2 separate regions of the Homo sapiens genome follow, and region 1 is linked to region 2. A link is a loop called in an ENCODE intact Hi-C map of the cell type or tissue named here. Cell type or tissue: CD14-positive monocyte. All regions are shown on one strand. Links, peaks and the distances in the headings refer to the core of each region. The heading gives the core; the rest is flanking DNA. Region 1 has its middle 49 kb from the start of MIR9902-1. Region 2 holds the start of HCAR2 (hydroxycarboxylic acid receptor 2).

Region 1 (2,918 bases), core at 106-2,605, 57 kb after region 2:
GACTTCATGAAAGTCTATTATAATTTCTGTATTTTTCTGTATGTTAGTTGACTTCAGTAAAACTTATGATTATTACTTCTATTTATTATTATTATCATCATCATTGTTATTAGAGATGGGGTATCATTATATTGCCCAGGCTGGTCTTAAACTCCTGGGCTCGCATAATCTTCCCACCTTGGCTTCCCAAAGTGCTGGGATTACAGGCGTGGGCGACTGTGTCTGGCCAGATTATTTCTAATCAATAACTACACAGAAAGCACACTGTTATTTAAAGGATTCTATACTTCACCCAAAGGCAGAAGCAGTGGAAATTGAGAAAGGAGGTTGTAGTAGGTTGAAGGTTGAAGAGTGCCCTCTGCTAAATTCATGTCTTCCGGGAACCTCAGAAGGTGACCTTATTTGGAAATGGGGTCTTTGCAGATGGAATTAAGATAAGGATCAAGATGAGATCATATAGGATTAGGGTGGGCAATGACAGTGTCCTTAGAAGAGACAGAAGAGGCCAGACAGAGAAGAAGTCCACATGAAGACAGAAGCAGTGATTGGAGTGACGTGGCCATGAGCCAGGGGATGCCTGGAAAAGACAGAGAAGGATCCTCCCCTAGAGACTTTGGAGAGAGTGTGGATCTGCTGGCAGCTTGATTGCTGACTTCTGGCCTCCAGAACTATGAGAAAATAAACTTCTGTTGTTTTGGCGAGGCATGGTGGCTGACACCTGTAATCCCAGCACTTTGGGAGGCCAAGAGCAGGTGGATCACTTGAGGTCAGGAGTTAAAGAACAGCCTGGCCAACATGGCGAAACCCTGTCTCTACTAAAAATTAGCCGTGTGTGGTGGCACATGCCTGTAATTCCAGCTACTTGGGAGGCTGAGGCAGGAGAATCGCTTGAACCCGGGAGGTGGAGGTTGCAGTGAGCCAAGATCACGCCATTGCACTCCAGCCTGGGGGACAGAGTGAGACTCCATCTCCAAAAAAAAAAAAAAGCCAACAAAAAACATCTTTTTCATTGTTTCTTACAACCCTTATCACTTACGTTTTCATTTCACCCTCGCTGTCAGCTTCCCTTTGTCCTTCCGAAAGCACAGAAGTAAAAATGAAACATAGAAAAATCCCACCGGTAATCTAGACCGAGCCAGAAGAATGTACCTTTCTGAGAAAAGACCACCCATCAATAGATCTGCACGTGGGGATCTTGTGTTTACATGCCAAACTCGTGAATGGTAGAGCTGTCACCCTAAATGTGGTACCCTGTGGCCGGTTATGAGTCATTAAAAAAAAGGGAGACAGAGATTCACCGGCACATGTGTTCATACTGCTTGATGATGAAACTTTTCTTAGATCTGACCAAAACACCAACTGCCAAGCACATGGCACCACGGGGAAGGGGGAGGGATGAAGTTTTGTAAATTACCACTTCTTCTTTTGAGGTATGAAATATAATGTGGGTTATGAGTAATGTACCCTTTTAAGATATAACCAAGTTACCAAGCCTACCTAAATAACATCAGAAAACATGAGTTGACAATCATTTGGTTTTGAGGTAATAACATTTCCTCCTGATTCATTACATTAGCTCTTTGAATATAAGGAATGTCCTAATGCTTCCTACATATATGTATATTCATATTAAATGAGACAGTTTCAAGCAATTCCAGGAACTTGGATATTAAGTAACTATCATGTCATAAAGAGGGAGTGGGAGTTAGTTAGGCAAAGAGGGAAGGGGAGCAAAGACTTGAAACAGCATGAAACGTGCAGAGAATTGTATCCCGGATACAAGACAGGGAGTGAAAAAGTCTGACCAGAGAGTCTTTTTTTTTGTTGTTAATTTGTATTTTTGTTTATTTATTTATTTTTGAGACAGTCTTGCTCTGTTGCCCAGGTTGGAGTGCAATGGTGCAATCTTGGCTCACTGCAATCTCCGCCTCCCAGGTTCAAACAATTCTCCTGCCTCAGCCTCCCCAGTAGCTGGGATTACAGGCACGCGCCACCACGCCCAGCTAATTTTTGTATTTTTAGTACAGATGGGGTTTCACCATGTTGGCCAGGCTGGTCTCAAACTCCTGACCTGAAGTGATCCACCTGCCTCAGCCTCCCAAAGTGCTGGGATTATAGCTGTGAGCCACCGTGCCAGCCTTTTGTTGTTAATTTTTAATTTTTAACTTTTAGGTACATAGTAGGTGTATATATTTATGGGATACATGAGATATTTTGACACAGGCATGCCATGCGTAATAATCTCATCAGGGTGAATGGGGTGTCCATCACCTTAAACATTTATCCTTTGGGTTACAAACAATTCAGTTATACTCTTTTAGTTATTTTAAAATGTACAATTAAATTATGTTGACTATAGTCACTCTGTTGTGCTATCAATACCAGGTCTTATTCATTCTTTCTATTTTATTATTATTATTATTATTATTTTTGAGACGGAGTTTCACTCTTGTTGCCCAAGCTGGAGTGCAATGGCGTGATCTCAGCTCACTGCAACCTCTGCCTCCTGGGTTCAAGCGATTCTCCTGCCTCAGTCTCCCGAGTAGCTGGGATTACAGGCACGTGCCCCCACGCTCAGCTAATTGTTTGTATTTTTAGTAGAAACGGGGTTTCACCATGTTAGCCAGGCTGGTCTTGAACCCCTGACCTCAGGTGATCCACCCGCCTCGGCCTCCTGAAGTGCTGGGATTACAGGCATGAGCCACCGTGCCCCGCCCATTCTTTCTATTTTCTGTACCCATTAGCCATCCCCACGTCCCCCTCCTCCCCCAACTCCACTACCCTTCCCAGCCTCTAGTAACCATCCTACTCTCTATCTCCATGAGTTCGATTGTTTCAATTTTTAGCTCTCACAAATAAGTGAGAGCTTGTGAAGTTTGTCTTTCTGTACCTGGCTTATTTCATTTAACAGAATGACC
Region 2 (2,918 bases), core at 95-2,594:
GACACCCAATCGCACTGACAAGCAGAGAAACAATGTGTGCAATGGTGTCCCGCTACAAGGCGGGGTTCCATGTCCTCTTAGGTCCTGTCACTCTAAGTTTAATTTTACAAAAATGGGGGCTTTGAAAATATCACATACTTAGTGGGGGAGGTTTTGCGTGTGTGGAGACAGAGTGCACAGGACCGTCCGTACTTTCTGCTCCATTTTGCTGTGAATCTAACACTGCCCCAAAAAATAAAGTTCATTAAAAAAAATCACGGCCAGGCGCGGTGGCTCACGCCTGTAATCCCAGCACTTTGGGAGGCCGAGGCAGACGGATCACAAGGTCAGGAGTTTGAGACCAGCCTGGCCAACACAGTGAAACCTCGTCTTTACTAAAAATACAAAAAATTAGCTGGGCGTGGTGGCGCACGCCTGTAGTCCCAGATACTCAGGAGGCTGAGGCAGAAGAATTGCTTGAACCTGGGAGGCGGAGGTTGCAGTGAGCTGAGATTGTTCCACCGTTCTCCAGCCTGGGTGACAGAGTGAGACTCTGTCTCAAAAAAAAAAAATCACATCCTAAGGTCCCAAGGACATAAAACAAGTTAGAGACCTCATCCAGTTTTTTGTTTGTTTCAGGGACCTGCAACCAACTTTCTTACTGACCAGTTTCCTGGGCTGTCTAGAACAGACAGCTTATGGGGTACTAACCCCATGCTCTATCCTAAGGTACCCCTCTTCATGCAGAGCGACACAGAAAAACAAATTTGTAGCACAAAGTACACCCGATTTGCTACAGCTTACGACTAGCCTCATGAATCCTTTTTCTCATTAATTCAAAGTTTGCAAAAAAAAGAAATCACATACTTAAAAATAAATCACTTGAGCACAGAAGCATATCAAAATCTAATATAAACAAACAAAAAACCCAACTTATGTTAACATGCCACTGAAACTGGGCTCAAGTTTTCAAATGTCTTATGAAATATTACACTCTCCAGCAGGCTATTTTTTTTTTCCTAACTGGAGATGAATGGCAGAGTTCTGATATGGAAAAGCACTCCATGTTTGTACAGAAAGGTAGCATAGGAAAAGTGGTCAAATTCAACCAGTCTGTCCTCATCAAACAGGCAACTACTGTCTTCTCAGCATTTCCAAAAGAAATCATATGTCTGCTACTGTTTATGTCATATGCCTGTTAATTTTTCATGCTAATTCTTAGTGTTTCTGGAAAACCTCACTGTTTGGCACCAAAAATTGTTATTGCTATTGTTGTTGTTTTGTTAATTATGTCAGCCAAGCAGATGACGGTGAATTAATTCTGCAACGTTGAGTACTCAGTTGGCATACAAGCACCCAGCCTTCCAAAGGGATGTCCTTCATGTTTCACTGATTTTCGAATGACAGTCGGCTTGCCTAAACTTATCCTTTACATTTAAGACATTTTGTGGGTTCCCGTCTGCCCAGGGGATTCTTATTACTTGTTTATGCAAACAGCAGGTTGCATAAGAGCCTTGCTGGCTTTTTTTTTTTTTTTTTTTTTTAGAGATTTCGTAGTTTCCTGGTAACCATTCAGTCATCTATTTCAACACCCTGACATGACATAAAGGCAGGCGTGGAACCACACGTTCACCACACAGACACACACCTCCTTGCTGGAGCATTCACTAGGCGAGGCGCTCCATCGGACTCACTAGCCGCACTCATGAATCGGCACCATCTGCAGGATCACTTTCTGGAAATAGACAAGAAGAACTGCTGTGTGTTCCGAGATGACTTCATTGTCAAGGTGTTGCCGCCGGTGTTGGGGCTGGAGTTTATCTTCGGGCTTCTGGGCAATGGCCTTGCCCTGTGGATTTTCTGTTTCCACCTCAAGTCCTGGAAATCCAGCCGGATTTTCCTGTTCAACCTGGCAGTGGCTGACTTTCTACTGATCATCTGCCTGCCCTTCCTGATGGACAACTATGTGAGGCGTTGGGACTGGAAGTTTGGGGACATCCCTTGCCGGCTGATGCTCTTCATGTTGGCTATGAACCGCCAGGGCAGCATCATCTTCCTCACGGTGGTGGCGGTAGACAGGTATTTCCGGGTGGTCCATCCCCACCACGCCCTGAACAAGATCTCCAATCGGACAGCAGCCATCATCTCTTGCCTTCTGTGGGGCATCACTATTGGCCTGACAGTCCACCTCCTGAAGAAGAAGATGCCGATCCAGAATGGCGGTGCAAATTTGTGCAGCAGCTTCAGCATCTGCCATACCTTCCAGTGGCACGAAGCCATGTTCCTCCTGGAGTTCTTCCTGCCCCTGGGCATCATCCTGTTCTGCTCAGCCAGAATTATCTGGAGCCTGCGGCAGAGACAAATGGACCGGCATGCCAAGATCAAGAGAGCCATCACCTTCATCATGGTGGTGGCCATCGTCTTTGTCATCTGCTTCCTTCCCAGCGTGGTTGTGCGGATCCGCATCTTCTGGCTCCTGCACACTTCGGGCACGCAGAATTGTGAAGTGTACCGCTCGGTGGACCTGGCGTTCTTTATCACTCTCAGCTTCACCTACATGAACAGCATGCTGGACCCCGTGGTGTACTACTTCTCCAGCCCATCCTTTCCCAACTTCTTCTCCACTTTGATCAACCGCTGCCTCCAGAGGAAGATGACAGGTGAGCCAGATAATAACCGCAGCACGAGCGTCGAGCTCACAGGGGACCCCAACAAAACCAGAGGCGCTCCAGAGGCGTTAATGGCCAACTCCGGTGAGCCATGGAGCCCCTCTTATCTGGGCCCAACCTCTCCTTAAATAACCATGCCAAGAAGGGACATTGTCACCAAGAACCAGGATCTCTGGAGAAACAGTTGGGCTGTTGCATCGAGTAATGTCACTGGACTCGGCCTAAGGTTTCCTGGAACTTCCAGATTCAGAGAATGCGATTTAGGGAAAC

What was found. A loop is a pair of places that touch in the nucleus more often than their neighbours do. Peaks named below come from ENCODE experiments on the same cell type or tissue, not always from the same donor. Only the 100,000 strongest peaks of a DNase experiment are listed, where the experiment ranks them.
Region 1: a loop joins it to region 2, with 7 times the contacts of the local background. A loop is called at or near these places in 1 of 110 quality-filtered maps.

What each region holds. Positions count from the first base shown.
Region 1 is chr12:122,645,430-122,648,347 of GRCh38, reverse strand. No RefSeq gene overlaps it. Among named protein-coding and RNA genes, the nearest start is that of MIR9902-1, 49 kb to the left of the region's middle. RefSeq lists enhancers at 986-1,045, 1,136-1,205. In CD14-positive monocyte, for the core only: no CTCF peak of the experiment used is centred there; a DNase peak (open chromatin) is centred at 1,367; H3K4me3 peaks cover 1,223 bases; H3K27ac peaks cover 1,978 bases.
Region 2 is chr12:122,702,050-122,704,967 of GRCh38, reverse strand. It overlaps HCAR2 (hydroxycarboxylic acid receptor 2), which reads left to right and starts at 1,611. Exons shown (of 1, transcript NM_177551.4): 1 at 1,611-2,918. The coding sequence starts at 1,685. The coding sequence ends at 2,776. In CD14-positive monocyte, for the core only: no CTCF peak of the experiment used is centred there; a DNase peak (open chromatin) is centred at 1,577; H3K4me3 peaks cover 1,401 bases; H3K27ac peaks cover 1,145 bases.